2 separate regions of the Homo sapiens genome follow, and region 2 is linked to region 1. Evidence: chromatin loops called from intact Hi-C (ENCODE). Cell type or tissue: right lobe of liver. All regions are shown on one strand. Each heading gives the region's core, and the rest is flanking DNA. Links, peaks and the distances in the headings are about the cores only. Region 1 has its middle 11 kb from the start of TMT1A. Region 2 holds the start of TMPRSS12 (transmembrane serine protease 12).

What was found. Peaks named below come from ENCODE experiments on the same cell type or tissue, not always from the same donor. Only the 100,000 strongest peaks of a DNase experiment are listed, where the experiment ranks them.
Region 2: a loop joins it to region 1, with 2.7 times the contacts of the local background. A loop is called at or near these places in 8 of 110 quality-filtered maps.

What each region holds. Positions count from the first base shown.
Region 1 is chr12:50,909,912-50,918,542 of GRCh38, reverse strand. No RefSeq gene overlaps it. Among named protein-coding and RNA genes, the nearest start is that of TMT1A, 11 kb to the left of the region's middle. RefSeq lists a silencer at 5,890-6,090. In right lobe of liver, for the core only: no CTCF peak of the experiment used is centred there; no DNase peak of the experiment used is centred there.
Region 2 is chr12:50,838,098-50,846,728 of GRCh38, reverse strand. TMPRSS12 (transmembrane serine protease 12) reads right to left here and starts at 3,803. Exons shown (of 5, transcript NM_182559.3): 1 at 3,578-3,803; 2 at 2,692-2,887. The coding sequence starts at 3,764. It also overlaps the pseudogene RN7SL519P. In right lobe of liver, for the core only: a CTCF peak has its summit at 3,755; no DNase peak of the experiment used is centred there; H3K4me3 peaks cover 401 bases.

The sequences.
Region 1 (8,631 bases), core at 205-8,204:
TTTCAATTCCCCCATCCCAATAAATCAGCTCTTTTGAGGCAGTGGGCAAGGTGAACCTACTGGGTGGCCACACTTGTACAAAATCTAGAACCTTTAAAGGCAACTCAGAGAAAGGAAGATTTAAGAAGGGAAGCTAGAAGTTGTTCATGGAGGGGAACAGAATCAGCAAATGGCAAAAGTCATACAGACATTAACCCAAAGGTACTCATTCTCCAAGCCAGGATTGAACTCGGGCCATCGTTGTAAAATGGTGGAGATTAAAACAAAGTATTGCCACATGGTTACAGGTCACACTTCCAAGGATGTAAAACAAGATGGAGGCCTATAGCAAAGTTTGTTATTGACCAGTTTACCAGGCTGGCTTGAACAGTGGGCTTATGGAGCTCTAGACCCACATTCCATCCTAAGGTACCCCTCTTTCTGACAGAACCGTACAGAAAGACATGCAAAGCACACCAGATTGGCTACAGCTTAAGACCAACTTCATAAATCCTTTTTCATTAATCAAAGCTTTACAGAGAATATAAACAGTGATCCTTATTATTCCTTTTACTGGTTTGCACAGGGAGAGAGAAGCCAAAAGCTAAACTGGTAAAAAAACAAAACAAACAAACAAAAAACAACCCTTTTACCTTTTTGGAATGGCATGGCAGGCTTCTGGGTGCCCTCCCCACAATCAATTCTAAGCCAAGAATTTTAAGGTTTAAGGTTTGAGAAATTAACTTTTCCCAGTTTGGAGGGATATCATAAAGAGAGAAGAGCCATTTCAAACCATGAAAAAAGGAAGGAAAAATACCATAGAAAAATCTGGGGGTTTGGGGCCGGGCACTGTGGCTTACACCTGTAATCCCAGCACTTTGGGAGGCCGAGGCAGGCATATCACGAGGTCAGGAGATTGAGACCATCCTGGCTAACACGGTGAAACCCTGTCTCTACTAAAAATACAAAAAATTAGCCTGGCGTGGTGGTGGGCATCTGTAGTCCCAGCTACTCAGGAGACTGACTCAGGAGAATGGCGTGAACCCAGGAGGCGGAGCTTGCAGTGAGCTGAGATGGCACCACTGCATTCCAGCCTGGGCGACAGAGCAAGACTCTGTCTCAAAAAAAAAGTCTGGGGGTTTGGGTGGTAGAACTGGAGGAGCTGATGATGTGAATGTTGGGGGGAAGAAGGGCCAGGGCATCTGGAAGTTGCATTTAAGGGTTCCCCAGGGGGTTGTTTCTTTGACTTTGGGGAATTATCTCCTGCATGCTTGTCTGATATGACTGCTAAAAGAGGAGGGTCAATTATGCAGTGCTGACAAAGATTTGGGTTGCCTCTCAAGGCAAAGAAGGCTTGCACATAGGGGACTTCAGACCATTTGTCCTCCTGCCTGCAGAAAAGGTCTAGTTGCTGGATAGTGTTGAAATGAGTAGCCAGGCGCTGTGGCTTATGCCAGTAATCCCAGCACTTTGGGAGACCAAGGTGGGCAGATCACCTGAGGTCAGGATTTCAAGACCAGCCTGCCCAACAGGGTGAAACCCCGTCTCTACAAAGATACAAAAATTCACTGGGCATGGCAGCGGGCACCAGTAATCCCAGCTATTCGGGAGGCTGAGGCAGGAGAATCACTTGAATCCAGGAGGCAGAGGTTGCCGTGAGCTGAGGTTGCACCATTGCACTCCAGCCTAGGTGACAGAGCAAGACTCTGGTTCAAAAAAAAAAGGCACTTTCCTGAAGAGACCAGGCCTCCCCAAGTTCTGCACTTGGTGAGATGGCCATGCCCAAGTACAAAAGAATATGAGGCACTATTTTTAGAGTCTGAGGGTCAGAGAAATTCCACTGATCCAGGCTGTACTCAAGGGAAGTGCAGGCTAAAGATGGGTTGTTACCCATCTGGAAAGAGAGGGGAGAATGTGTCCCTTAGTCTCCCTCCTCCTTTCAGAGCGACCCAGTGTGGAGAGAAAGATAGAAGGGGTATCCCCCTTCTCTTTCCTCCCATCTCCTCTGGGTCCCAGCGAACATCACAGGTGCCACCCATGGATGCAAGCATGACCTTCACCAATGGATCTGGAGAAGCTAGTCAGCAGGAAGAGTCATGTTTATCTGAGTGAGGCCCTAGCTCTCCACCCTGCTGGTTTCTTAGACCCACTTGGCCTATAAGGCTTCCAGAAGTACCCTAGGGGCCCGGGAGAGATTATGCAGTAGTTGAATTTGGGCAAGACCCTTTAATGGAGTGAGTGGTTTAACCCTACCCTTATATCTCCTTATTACTGCCCAGGCAAAGTAATGAATTCCTAGAGAATGGGACCAATTGACTTTTAAACATAAGATCCCTTCCTTTCTTGGATGCCAACATAGCTGGATGCAGAACAGATGCCTCAAAAGAATGTAAGAATATCTGATGGGGATAGCACTGAGGCTAAAATCTGTCTCACCAGGGTGGCTTCCTCCCACATGTTGAAAGGGGAGTTTTACTATCTACAAATAGGGCATGGGGCCTGAGCACTGAGAGAGGGATATAACAATGAAAGGAATTGGGGAACTAGAGATTTTGGGCAAAGAACTGACAAGACTCCCCATGAAAAATCCCATCCCATTTGGTGGTGTTGTAGGGTTTGAAATGTTAGGTAAAAACTCTGACTCCAAATTCTTTTTAGGCAGAGGTTAGAAAGAGAGGTCTGGGTCTTAATAGGCTACCCCCATAGTATGCCACCCAGCAGAAGAAAATTCGTTTGTCAATGCTGAGCTCTTAGAAAACCCAAATGGAGAGGAGGGTGTTTACTTAGGGTGGAATATCCTCCCATATAGTGCTATGAATGCCTATCACTGGGGGTCAAAAAGGCCCTCACTAGGTGAAAGTTTAGACTGAAATCTTGAAATCCCCCCATCTCAAGGAAATCAGAGAAGCAGCAATTTTTAAAGTTACATTCCTGGTTACTAAGGCACTCACTAACTTTACCCAAGAAGATTATCTGCCTAGGCTGTAAAAACTCCCTTAACATAGCATACAAAGAAAGGATAGGAGACATGATAGCCACGAAAAAGAAAGGAAGAAAATGCTATAGAAAAGTCTGGAAGTCCTGGTGTGGACACCATTGATGGGCTCTCAGAAGCTGAAGTTATTCTAGGGGCTCTTCAGGTAACACCAAGGAGTAGCCTCAGCCAGAAACCCTCAGTTGCCCCAGGACCTCCTTCTAGCCCCATGCGATGGCTAGGTCCTCTGTGAAAGGAAACTAGATTAGAACAGAGCCAACATTCCCACCACCTGATGGCAATGCAGGATTGACTCTCCAGCAAACCTGTCCCCTGAGTCTTGTAAGGCTGACAGCCACTCTAAAATCTTTTAACTGGCTGGCAGGGGCCCAGTGTCTTGTTTGGTCTTCAGGGGGAAAAAAAAAAAAAAAAAAAAAAAAAACTGAGAAGCAGCTTCAGAAATGAAAGTAAAGAGTTTGGAGGTGGCAGGGCATGGTGGCTCACGCCTGTAATCCTAGCACTTTGGGAGGCTGAGGCGGGCGGATCATGAGGTCAGGAGATTGAGACCATTGTGGCTAACACGGTGAAACCCTGTCTCTACTAGATATACAAAAAATTAGCCAGGCGAGGTGGGAGGTGCCTGTAGTCCCAGCTACCCAGGAGGCTGAGGCAGGAGAATGGTGTGAACCTGGGAGGCAGAGTTTGCAGTGAACTGAGATGGTGCCACTGCACTCCAGCCTGGGCAACAGAGCAAGATTCTGTCTCAAAAAAAAAAAAAAAAAGTTTGGAGATCTGCTCCTACTCACCCTTCTGATATCTCCCAGTCAAGGAACCAAAATGTTACAGTCTTGCCGGTGCATCACAATGTCCCTGAGGTAGTACCTAGAGTCCTTTGTCTCACCACCAAGAAAGTTAAGGAGTGCAGACACCAAGGGTGAGGTTGGAGCAAAAGTTTAATAAGAGAAAGAAGAAAGCTCTGTGCTGTGGAGAGGGGACCTGGAAGAGGGTTGCCATTTTTACAGTTAAATGCAAAGGCTTTTATGGGAAAGCACAATCATAGCTCACTGCAGCCTCAATCTCCCAGGCTCAAGCAATTCTACTGCCCTAGTCTCTCCTGAGTAGATAAGACTATGGGCACATATACCATCATGCCTAGCTAAATTTTTTAAAATTCACTTTTTTTCTTTGACTTTTGACAATTTATAGTGTGTGTTGGTATAATTTTTTTTTTTGGAGACAGAATCTCACTCTGTCACCCAGGCTGGAGTGCAATGGAGTGATCTCAGCTCACTGCAACCTCTGCTTCTTGGGTTCAAGTGATTCTCATGTCTCAGCCTCCCAAGTAGCTGAGACCACAGGTGCTTGCCACCATGTGCAGCTAATTTTTTGTATTTTTAGTAGAGATGAGGTTTCACCATGCTGGCCAGGCTGGTCTTAAACTCCTGACCTTATGATCTGCCCACCTTGGACTCCCAAAGTGTTGGGATTACAGGCATGAGCCACCTTACCTGGCATAGACCTCTTTTAATTGAACCTTTTTGGGAAGCTTTGGCTTCCTGTATCTAGATGTCCATTTCTCCCTAAATTTGGGAAGTTTTCAGCCATTATTTCTTTAAGTAGACTTTCTACCATTTTCTCTATCTCTTCTCCTGGTACCTCTATAATTTGTATATTGGTTCACTTGATAGCCAAATGTTTCATAGACTTTCTTCACTCTTTTGTTTTTTTATTTCTTTTTCCTCTGATTGTTTAATTTCAAATGACTTGTCTTAGGGTTCATAGGTTCTTCTGCTTGTTTGAGTCTGCTGTTGAAGATCTCTATTACATTTTTCTTCAGCTATAGGTTTTCTTTTTTTGTTTTTATTTCTTTGTTGAACGTCTTATTTTCTCCATGTATTTTCCTTATTTTGTTTAGTTGTCTATCTCTGTTTTCTTGTAGTTCACTGAACTTGTTTAAGAGGATTATTCTGAATTCTTTGTCAGCCATTTCATAGATCTCCATTTCTTTAGGGTTAGTGATTGGAGCTTTATTAGTTTACTCTGGGTGGTGTCATGTTTCCCTGATTCTTTGTGATTCTTATGTCCTTGTGTTGCTGTCTGTGTTTTTGAGGAAGTAGTCACCTCTTCTGCCTTTACAGGTTAGCTTTGGCAGGGAAAGACTTTTTCAGTAAGTCCAGCCTGGGGTTCTGGATGAGTCAGTTGGTAGCATCTGCAGGTACTTGTAAGAGACAGGACTAGCTGGATTTTCTAGGCCAACTAAGAATCCCTAGGCCTAGCTGGGAAGGTGATCACATCCACCTTTAAACAGGGGGCTTGCAACTTAACTCACACCCGACCAATCACGTAGTAAAGAGAGCTCACTAAAAAGCTAATTAGGCAAAAACAGGAGGTAAAGAAATAGCCAATTTTCTGTTGCCTGACAGCACAGCGGGAGGGACAATGATCGGGATATAAACCCAGGCATTCAAGCCGGCAATGACTACCCTCTTTGGGTTACTGTTGTGGGAAGTCAGGGACCCTGAACAGAGGGACCGGCTGAAGCCAAGGCAGAGGAACATAAATTGTGAAGATTTCATTTAAATATGGACATTTATTAGTTCCCAAATAATACTTTTATAATTTCTTATGCCTGTAATCTCTTAATCCTATTATCTTCGTAAGCTGAGGATGTAGGTCACCTCAGGACCACTGTGATAATTGTGTTAACTGTACAAATTGATTGTAGAACATGTGTGTTTGAACAATATGAAATCAGTGCACCTTGAAAAAGAACAGAGTGGCAGCAATTTTTAGGGAACAAGGGAAGACAACCATAGGGTCTGATTGCCTGTGGGGTTGGGCAAAAATAGCCATATTTTTCTTCTTGTAGAGAGCCTATAAATGGACGTGCAAGTAGGGAAGACATTGCTAAATTATTTTCCTAGCAAGGAATATTAATATTAATACCCTGGGAAACGAATGCATTCCTGGGGGGGAGGTCTATAAACGGCTGCTCTGGGAATGTCTGTCTTATGCAGTTGAGATAAGGACTGAGATACGCCCTGGTCTCCTGCAGTACCCTCAGGCTTACTAGGGTGGGGAAAAACCCTGTCCTGGTAATTTGTGGTCAGACTGGTTCTCTGCTCTTGAACCCTGTTTTCTGTTGTTTAATATGTTTATCAAGACAATACGTACACTGCTGAACATAGACCCTTATCAGTAGTTCTAACTGGGGGCGGGTTCCCCTGATAGGTCCCCTCCCTTTGTATGGGAGCTCTGTTTTCACTCTGTTAAATCTTGCAACTGCACTCTCTTCTGATCTGTGTTTCTTATGGCTCAAGCTGAGCTTTCGCTCTCCGTCCATCACTGCTGTTTTCCACCATCACAGACCCACTGCTGACTTCCATCCCTCTGGATCTGGCAGGGTGTCCACTGTGCTCCTGATCCAGCCAGGTGCCCATTGCCATTTCCGATCGGGCTAAAGGCTCACCATTGTTCCTGCACGGCTAAGTGCCCTTTAGCCTGGGTGCATCCTAATTGAGCTGAACACTAGTCACTGGGTTCCACGGTTCTCTTCCATGACCCACGGCTTCTAATAGAGCTATAACACTCACCACATGGCCCAAGATTCCATTCCTTGGAATCCGTGAGGCGAAAACCCCAGGTCAGAGAACACAAGGCTTGCCACCATCTTGGAAGTGGCCTGCTGCCATTTTGGAAGCAGCCCACCACCATCTTGGGAGCTCTGGGAGAAAGGACCCACCACTAACATTTGGTGACCACGAAGGGACCTCCAAAGCAGTGAGTAATATTGGACCACTTTCGCTTGCTATTCTGTCCTGTCTTTCCTTAGAATTGGCGGAAAATACCGGGCACCTGTCGGCCAGTTAAAAACGATTAGCATGGCTGTCAGACTTAAGACTCAGGTGTGAGGCTGTCTGGGGAAGGACTTTCTAACAACACCCAACCCTTCTGGGTTGGGAGCATTCATCTGCCTAGAACCAGCTTCTGCTTTCAATTTTCTTGGGGAAGCCGAGGGCTGACTAGAGACAGAAAGCTGTCATTCCAAACTCCCAGCATTAGCCGATTGAGATCATGGCACAGCCAGAAGTCTCTGTTCAACAGTCACCCATGCATGCCCCCGTACCTTTTCTTCTGACCCATACCTCCTGGGTCCCAACCACGACTTTCTTGAAAGTGTAGCCCCAAAATTCTCGTTACCTCTGAATCTACTTCCTCTGATCCCTGCCTCCTAGGTACCAATGGTTCAGACTTGCATTTCCTCTAGCAAGTTGTATCTCCAAAGGGATCTAAGAAAGCTCTATGCTGTGTCCTTAGGCATCTAGGCTATAAACCCAGGAAGTCTTATCCCTGGTGTCCCTCCCGATTTAGGTATACAGTTCTCGACATGGGCAGTTATGTGGGACCCTTTCCCCACCACCCTTGCCAGGGACCCAAGTTTGTAATGGCTAAGAGGAGGAGAGAGGGACGGAGGAGTGAAGAGAGAGATGGAGGGGAGAGAGAGAGAGAGAGAGACAGAGGAGAGAGAGAGAAAGAGTCAAAGAGAAAAAGAGAAAGATAGAAATAGTAAAACAAAACAAAACAACAACAACAACAGTATGCCCTATTCCTTTAAAAGCCAGGGTAAATTTAAAACCTATAATTGATAATTGAAGGTCTTCCCTATAACACTCCAATACTACCTTGTTGTCAGTGTAAACAAGGGCATAGCCTGAAAACACTGAGACCACTGACAACCCGTAGCTTTCCTATCAAAAATCCTTAACCCAGTAACCCGTGGATGCATTCAATCTGTAGCGGCAACTGCTTTGCTAACAGAAGAAAGTAGAAAAGTAACTTTTAAAGGAAACCTCATTGTGAGCACACCTCACCAGTTCAGAATTATTCTAAGTCAAAAAAGCAAAAAGGTAGCTTACTAACTAAAAAATCGTAAAGTATGGGTCTATTCTGTTAGAAAAAGGTAATTTAACACCAACGGCTGATAATTCCCTTAACCCAGCAGATTTCCTAACAGGGGATTTAAATCTTAATTACCATACAAAGGTCCGGCCAGACCTAGGAGGAACTCCCTTCAGGACAGGATGATAGAAGTTTCCTCCCAGGTGATTGAGGGAAAAACCACAATGGGTATTCAGTAATTGATAGGGAGACTCTTTTGGAAGCAGAGTTAGAAAAATTGCCTAATAATTGGTCTCCTCAAAAGTGCGAGCTGTTTGCTCCCAGACAAGCCTTAAAGTACTTACAGAATCAAAAAAGACTATCAATATCCTGACTCAAAAGCTTACCTACACCCTCTCTAAATGAATTTGCATAAGAACTGTTGTTTATGAGAATGCATCTTGATGGGGCAGCTGGGTTGTTATGAAATACTCAGGAACCCAGCCCAGCTCTAGGACTCACCCCTGAGCACAAAGGCAATGTTGGGCATGCTGCTAGAATCCAGCAGCCTGGACCCCTTTCTTTGTGGTCAAGAAAGGCGGGAAAAGGGGTGCAGGACTGCTACATTGGTGAGCATAACTAATCCAATAAGCAGAGGTCCATGGGTGGTTACACACCCTGGAAAGGAATAAGCGTTAGGACCATAGAGGACGCTCTAGGACTAACGGTCATCGGAAAATGACTAGGGGTGCCGGCGTCCCTATGTTCTTTTTTCAAATGGGAACTGTTCCCCCAAGGCA
Region 2 (8,631 bases), core at 416-8,415, 72 kb after region 1:
TGCACACCTGTAGTCCCAGCTATTCAGGAGGCTGAGGTGGGAGGATCACCTGAGCCTGGGAGGTGGAGGTTGCAGTGAGCTGAGATCATGCCACTGCATGCCAACCTGGGTGACAAAGCAAGGCTCTGTCTAAAAAACAAAACAAAAAACAAAAACACCACCAAGAAAAAATACTTACTATAGATCCATACTAATCCAAAGAGTGTGTGATACTAGCATAAGGACAGATATATACATCAGTGGAGAAGAATTGAGAGCCCAGAAATACACCCTCTCTATATGATCAATTGATTTTCAATGAAGATGCCAATACCATCTAATGGGGAAAGGACAAACTTTTCAATAGATGGTGCTGGGGAAACTTGATAGCTGCACGTAAAACAATGAAATTGTACCCTTACCTGATACCTTATGCAAAAATGGACTCAAAATGAATCAAAGACCTAAATCTAAGAGCTAAAGCTATAAAACTCTTAGAAGAAAACATAGGGGAAAAGCTTCGTGATACTGGATTTGATATAATGATTTCTTACATATTACACCAGAAACACAGGCAACAAAAGAAAAAAAATAGATAAATTTGACTTCATCAAAATTAAAAGCTTTTGTGTATCAAAGGACAATATCGAGAGTGAAAAGATGACCCACAGAATGGGAGAAAATATTTGCAAATAATGTGTCTGACAACAGATTAATATCCAGAATACATAAAGAACTCCTACAACTCAACAACAAAAAAGCAAAGAGCCCAGTTCAAAAATGGACAAAGGACTTGAATAGACATTCCTCCAAAGAAGATATACAAATGGCCAATAAGCACATAGAAAGATGCCTAACATCACTAGTAATTTGGGAAATGGAAATAAAAGCCACAATGAGCTACCATTTCATATTAATTAGGATAGTTATTATCAAAGTAGTAGTGTAAATATAAGTATGATAAGTCATAAGCTAGGAATATAGAGACTGATATTCTGGATGTACTTTTAATCAGTAGGGAGGGTGGAGGGACAGAAGAAGCAAATGTAAGATACTGCACAGAGAGCCTTCACAGGCCTTGGAGACTACTTGGATAGCTGAAGTGGGAGAAATTAGATAACTCTCTGGGTAATGGAGCTGTTGATGATGCTATCAACTGAGAAAATAGAGAAGAAATAGTATCAGAGGAAAGTAAATTCCATTTTGGACTTATTTAAAATGTGACTCCAATAAAGCTGGAAATATGACTCATCAGGAGAGACCTAGGAGTTGACAGCACATGGTGATTGCTGAAACAGAGGTAGATTAGACATCTCTAGGAAAGAGTACAGAATGACAGAGGGCAGAGGGCAAACTCTAGAAAACACTGCAATGTAAAGGATGACAAAGACTCATCAAAGAAGCAGGAGAAAAAAGTAGAGAATGGTGTCTTAGAAATCAAGAAAAGAGATAATTTCAAGAAGAGAATGTGGTCAACATTGCCAAAGGCTGTAGAGGTCAAAAAGGATGGGAACTGAGATGAAGTCATTGGATTTGGCATGGAAGTGGATCTTTAACAGCATTTGGCCACAAAAATCAGACTGCAGTTGGATTTTATGGGTCAATGGAGATGAAGCAAAGAGAGTCTCTTTTTCAAAGAGTCTAATAGTGAAGGCCAAATCTGGCATGTCTCTTGTTTTCATACAGTCCATAAAGCATGTTTTTTACATTAACAATTTTTTTAAATATAGAGACAGGGTCTCGCTATATTTCCCAGGCTGGTCTCAAACTCCTGGCCTCAAGTGATCCTCCCGTCTTGGCTTCCCAAAGCATTGGGATAACAAATATGAGCCAACATGCCCTACTCTACATTTTTAAATGGCTGAATCAACCACAATATTTCATGACACGTTAAACATATGAAATTCAGATTTCAGTGTTCATAAAGTTTTATTGGATTATAGCCACACTCATTCAATTACTTATTTTCAGTGCTGGTTTTCATGCAATTGTGAGAGAGACCATATGACCTTCAAAGTGTAAAATATTTACTACCTTTATAGGAAGTTTACCAGCCTCTAATTTAAAAGATCCATGATCGAGCATGGTGGCTTACACCTGTAATCCCAGAACTTTGGGAGGCTGAGGCGGGCAGATCACGTGAGGTTAAGAGTTCAAGACCAGCCTGGCCAACATGGTGAAACCCCCTTTTCTACTAAAAATACAAAAATTAGCTGGACATGATGGCAGGCATCTGTAATTCCAGCTACTCCGGGGGCTGAGGCAGAAGAATCGCATGAACCCAGGAGGCGGAGGTTGCAGTGAGCCAAGATTGCACCACTGCACTCCAGCCTGGGTAACAGAGTGACACTCCATTTCAAAAAAAAAAAAGTAAAAAATAAAGGATTCCTGGGTAGGGGGCTAGGGGAGGGATAGCATTAAGAGAAATACCTAATGTAGTTAGATGATGGGTTGATGGGTGCAGCAAACCACCATGGACATGTATACCTATGTAACAAACCTGCACGTTCTGCACATGTACCCCAGAACTTAAAGTATAATAATAATAATAATAAATAAAGGATTCCTTTCAACAAATACACTGTACTATATATAAGGCATTATGGCTATTTGCAAACATAGCTTAGCTGAAAATGGCTGAAGTTAAATGGTCCTCTATCACTTCAAAATATCCCCTAAGAGCATAAAAATAGTTGTGTTCTGAATACGTACCTAGCGTCTTTAGTGCAGTGGGCAGCTGTGAGGACCCACCTCTCTCTCACTAGGGTTCCCCCACATACATGAACAAGAACACGGCCATATTTAATCTGCAGGCTCACCACCCACGGCCATGCGCCAGCTTGTGCTTCGGTGCCCCCTATAATCCGAGACCCTTGCAACACATCCTTAAGCGGTGCTGTTCCACAATCTAAAAATAAAAATGATATATTATTTGGACTGAGCATCTATAGTATGTGTTACTTCCTAAGCTGAACATATTAATGCAATCCTTTAAATTCCTATGTTAAAAACACAAAGCAAGCTAACATACCGGAGACACGCCCATATTTTGAAAGAAACTTGGAGAGTTAAGACAAATATGCCATAATCGATTACTTACAAATAGACATGAAGTCAACACAATTCATTAATTTTAAAACTCTATTCCCCAAAAATATAAAAATAAAAATTTTTGGCCACGTATCACATTCTTCCCTGTGTGAAATAGCAGTTAAAGAGCCTGGGAACGGTGAGTCGAGAGCCGCAAATTCTAATGCTCACCATTTCACTTGTTGGGCTAATTTTTCTCAACTATAGTATGAAATGGTCACCTAATAGCCCTCCCTTTCAACTCTTTATCCCCTGACTTATTAATCTATAAAATGGGGATGATAAAACCCAGAATGTTTTGAGGAGAAAATACAGATTCACAATACAAATGTGTCATTTCACTATTACAACTACTGTTATTACAGCCGGTCTAGAAACTGCTTAGGTATGTAAAATTTTGGTTAAAGGCCATTGGGACAACAGAAAAGGAGAAACCCGAATTCAAAGACTATAGCGGTGGGGAAAAGGTAAGAGAGGCTCCCCAGAGACAGGCACGAACAGGTACTGCCCTCTGCATGCGCCCCTCCCTCCCTCCGCCGCCGGAGCCTCTTGCGGACGGCCTCAGCCTGCTGGGAACTAGCCGCCGGTTCCGGCGAGGGGCCGAGCCTGTGCCTTCCAGAGGGCGAGTAGTGGTCTGAGTATAAGTGAGAGCTCCCCACAAACAACAGCGCCACGCTCAGGAGCCCCAGCCGCATTTTGGAGGCTGGTGAGCAAGATGGCGGCAGGTACTTCCCACCCGCCCTGGGCACGCGGGGCGCACGGCCTGGCGGGGAGGCGCGAGTGAGGCCCGGAGGTGTGGGAGGCGGCCGAGGAATAGGTAGGTCAGTTTAGAAAGAACCCCTCACCCTCAAGGTCTGATCGGCTTCCTCATCCACCACTATCCCCCAGGTGATGTCTGATCACCCTGGCCTGTCCAGCAAGAATCCTGTTAGGTCGGTTAGCCGGAATGCCATTACTCCTGATGCTACCTCTTAGTAATTTTCCATCCACTGACACGTCTCTCCTGCTCCGTGGCTGTAAATTCTCCCTTGGCTCTGCTCTGTTTGGATTTTAGCCCAGTCCCTCTACCCATTACAAAATCCCATTGCCATGGTCCCTATCCCTATCTGGATGGTCCTGAATAAAGTCTGCCTTGCTGTGCTTTAATGAGTATCACTGAATAATTTTTCTTTAACATAACCCAGAGTTTTTAAGAGTGATACCTAATGTTCAGTTTTAAATTGTTCTGTCATTCCTATCTTGACCTATACTGAACTTTGCCTTTGTTAACCCAACACCTTCAGTAATAAGAAGACCGTGTGGGCTGTGGGAAGTTGGTGAGGTGGTGGAGAGTTAACGTAGAGGTCAATAAAAGGACAGTTGCCTTGCTCATACCATCCTTCCGAGGCTGGTGCAGTTGGCAGCATTAGATAAAAGGAGTATATGAGTTTGGGGCTTACACATGGTAACATGTGGGGAAGGGAGCAGAGTCTCAGAGCTGTGCCGAAATTGGGGTGGAGGAGGTGATATTGGAGAAACAAATTGCAGCATGAGCTGATCTCTGAGGGCTGACAAGAAACAAAGTCCTTATTCCCCAGATATTTTAGTGGAAGGTGATATTAGGAGGAGAAAAACACAGTTGGGGTGTGTGTATTTCTGTGTGTGTGAGATGTGGTCAGATTGTGTATGCCTTTGTAAACAAGGCAAGATGACTTTTTTTTTCTTTTTTTAAACCCATAGCCAACGTGATAAGGATGACGGGTCTTGCTATGACAGATAGTAGAGGTTTAACATACTCATAAAGCAAGTATATGCAGCCAAGTCATCAAATAGCAGTGACACAGGCAGTGGGCTGGGCACGGTGGCACATGCCTGTAGTTCTATTATACAGCACTGCTTTAAACAATATATTTTTTAGTTTTACTACTCAGGAGGCTGAGGCAGGAGGATTGCTTGAGCCCAGGAGTTCTGGACTGTAGTATGCTATGTCAACTGGTCAACTAAGTTTGGCATCAATATGGTGACCTTCGGGTAGTGGGGAACCACCAGGTTGCCTAAGGAGGGGTAACTGGCCCAGACTGGAAATGGAGTTGATCAAAATTCCTGTGTTGATTGGTAGTGAGATCATGCCTGTGAATAGCCACAGTACTCCAGCCTGGGCAACAAAGCAAGACCCCATCTCTCCAAATAAAATGAAAAAGGCAGTGGATCAATAACTGCAGAGGTCTTCTTCCTGGATTTCCTCTGCCTTTTCTCCTCTCCTGCATTGTCATTTCCTGTCTTTGGTGGGATCACTCCTATCTGCAGACAAATATCCTCTGGTATGGTAGGTAGCCTACAAAATGCCCGCCAATGAACCCTGTCTCCTGGTATTCACAGCCTTAGTCAGTTCCCTCTCCTTTAGTGTTGGCTGGATTTCGTGACTCACTTCTAGTAAATAGAAAGTAGAGGTGATGGGCTACCACTTTCAAGATTAGGTTATAAAAAGATTGTGACTTCTGTCCTGAGCACTCTCTGCAGTCCTGTTGCTCTAAGGTAAAGCTGCTGCCATGTTGTAAGCTGCCCTGTGGCCCTGTAGAGAGGCTGCCAGCAAGAGCCATTGAGGAACTGAAGTCCTCAGTTGAACAGCCACGAAAAGCTGAATCATGCAACACCGCATGATCTGCTTAGAGGCAGATCTTCCCCGATCACACCTTCAGATGAGACCACAGTGCTGGCTGACACCCTAACTGCAACCTCATGAGAGACCTTAAGTCAGAGACACCCAGCCAAACTACACTTAAAAGTTCTGACCCACAGAAAATACGAGATAAATTTTTGTTGTTCTAAGCTACTGCATTTTGGGATAATTTGTTACGCAGCAACAGATAATACATCTGGTTTCTCCCACCTTAGAAAAATCTTCAATTGACTTTATATCCCCTACTTTCCTCTATAGCAAAATTTCACCCAAGAAGTTGTTTACAATTACAGTTTCTACTTTCCACTTCCTCAACTTTTTTTCTTTTAGTAGAGACAAGGTCTACATTGCCCAGGCTGGTTTCAAACTCCTGGCCTGAAGAAATCCATCCACCTCAGCCTCCCAAAGTGTTGGGATTACAGGTGTGAGCCACCGCACCCAGCCTACTTCTTCACCTTTTATTCCCATCTTTGTTTTTTAAAAATTTTGTTGGTTTTTGTTAATTTTTAAGAATAGAAGCAGGACTTTATTTCTCCTCTCAGAAAAAGAGACCTTGTCCACAGAAGCTCTCTTAGCTTAACCAACTTCATCCCATTACATTTTTTGTTTCTTTGTTTTGAGTCTCACTCTGTCACTGAGGCTGCAGTAGTGCAGTGGCATGATCTCAGCTCACTGTAATGTCTGCCTCCCAGGCTCAAGTGATTCTCCTGCCTCAGCCTCCCAAGTAGCTGGGACTACAGGCATGTGCCACCTTACCTGGCTAACTTTTTTTTTTTTTGTATTTTTTGGTAGAGACAGGGTTTCACTGTGTTTCCCAGGCTGGTCTCGAACTCCTGAGTCAAGCGATCAGCCCACCTCAGCCTCCCAAAATGCGGGGATTACAGGCATGAGTCACTGCGCCTTGACCCCATTAAAATTTTTTAGAGAAAATTAAGTGAGCCTCAAAACAAAACATCCTACCTCTCCTTTCCAAGTGAAAGCTTAAGATCCATGGTTATGGAGGACAAGAGCATTAGTACCAGGGCTTGGGGCCTGGGCTTTGGGGAGGCTTTATCCTCCCACCTGGGGCATGTCTCAGTGCTAGCAATTATGAAAATAAAACTATTTGATTACACAGAATTTAATAACAGTACAAACATCCATGTATACACCACCCCATTCACTACATTTGTTTTACTGAATATTTAATACATATAAAAGGATATTTATAAAATATATGCTCAGTTTAAAGAATAACAGTAGAAGAATACCCATTTAAGAAAAAGAAGATTATTTTTGCTTTTGAAATCCCCTGTGTATCTCTCCCTCATTCTGTCTTTATTTTTCTCTCAGAAGTAACCAATATTCTGGATTTTGTATTTATTTCATTTATTCTCGTTATAAACCTTGCCGTACAGTATGGTAGCCCCTCACCACATGTGACAATTTAAGTTCAAATTTAAATTAAATAAAAATTCAGTTCCTCAGTCACATTAGCCATATTTTAAGTGCTCAGTAGCCACATGACACTTGTTACCATACTGGGCAGCATAGTTGTAGAATATTTCCACCGTTGTGAAGAGTTCTATTATACAGCACTGCTTTAAACAATATATTTTTTAGTTTTGCATGTTTTTGAACTTTATTACTCAGGGTTCTCCAGAGAAACAGAACCAACAGGAGAGTGAGGAAAAAAAAAGAGAAAGAGAGATTTTAGGGATTGGCTCACATAATTACGGAGGCTGAGAAATCCCACAGTCTGCCATCTGCAAGCTGGAGAAACAGGAAAAGCTGGCAGTGTGATTCAGTCTGAGTCTGAAGGCCTGAGACCCAGGAGTGTTGATGTCTGAGGACAAGAGAAGATGTCCCAGCTCAAGAGAAATAATTTGTTCTTCTTTCACCTTTTTGTTCTGCTGGGGACATCAACAGATTAGATGATGCCCACCTACAGTGGCGAGAACAATCTTCTTTGCTCATTCTCCTGATTCCAATGCACATCTCTTACGGAAACACCCTCACAGATACTCCCAGAAGTTGTGATTACCAGCCATCTGGATATCCCTTAGCCCCATTAGGTTGACACATAAGATTAATCATTACATGAGCTTTATATAAATGGAATCATATGATAAATTTTCTTTTGCAGCTAGTTTTTGTTTTTTTACTCAGCATTAGGTTCTTTACATTCATTTCTGTGGTTATCTAACTGCAATTCATTTACTCTCTCCCACACATCATATGCATATGCCACAATGTATTTATCTACTTTGGAATCTATTATTGATGGATATTTGCATTATTTCCAGGTTTTTTCTATTACAACTAATACTACTATGCATATGAGATGAGTCTCTCTGGACTACATACTAGTGGTAGGATTACTGAGTCATAAAGAATACCATCATCTTCTCCAAATAATGCCAAATTGTTTTCCAGAATGTTTCACCAATATTCTCTTCAAGCCAGGCATGGTGGCTCACACCTGTAATCCCAGCACTTTGGGAGGCTGAGGTGGGAGGATTGCATGAAGCCAGGAGTTCAAGACCAGCCTGGGCAACATAGCAAGACCTCATCTCTACAAAAAATTTAAAAAATTAGCTGGGCATGGTGACACATGCCTGTAATCACAGCCGCTTGGGAAACTGAGGTGGGAGGATCACTTGAGCCTAGGAGGAGCTCAAGGCTGCAGTGAACCATGATCATGCCACTGTACTCCAGCCTAGGTGATAGAGTGAGACCCTGTCCCTAAAAATAATAATTATTATATATATACAGATATATACACACACCCATATATACGTATACACACATATATATACACATATACATACTCATCAACTAGCAACATATAAATGTTCCCATTGCTCATGTCTTCACCGATGCTTTTTCTTTGTGTGTGTGTGTGACGGAGTCTCACTCTGTCA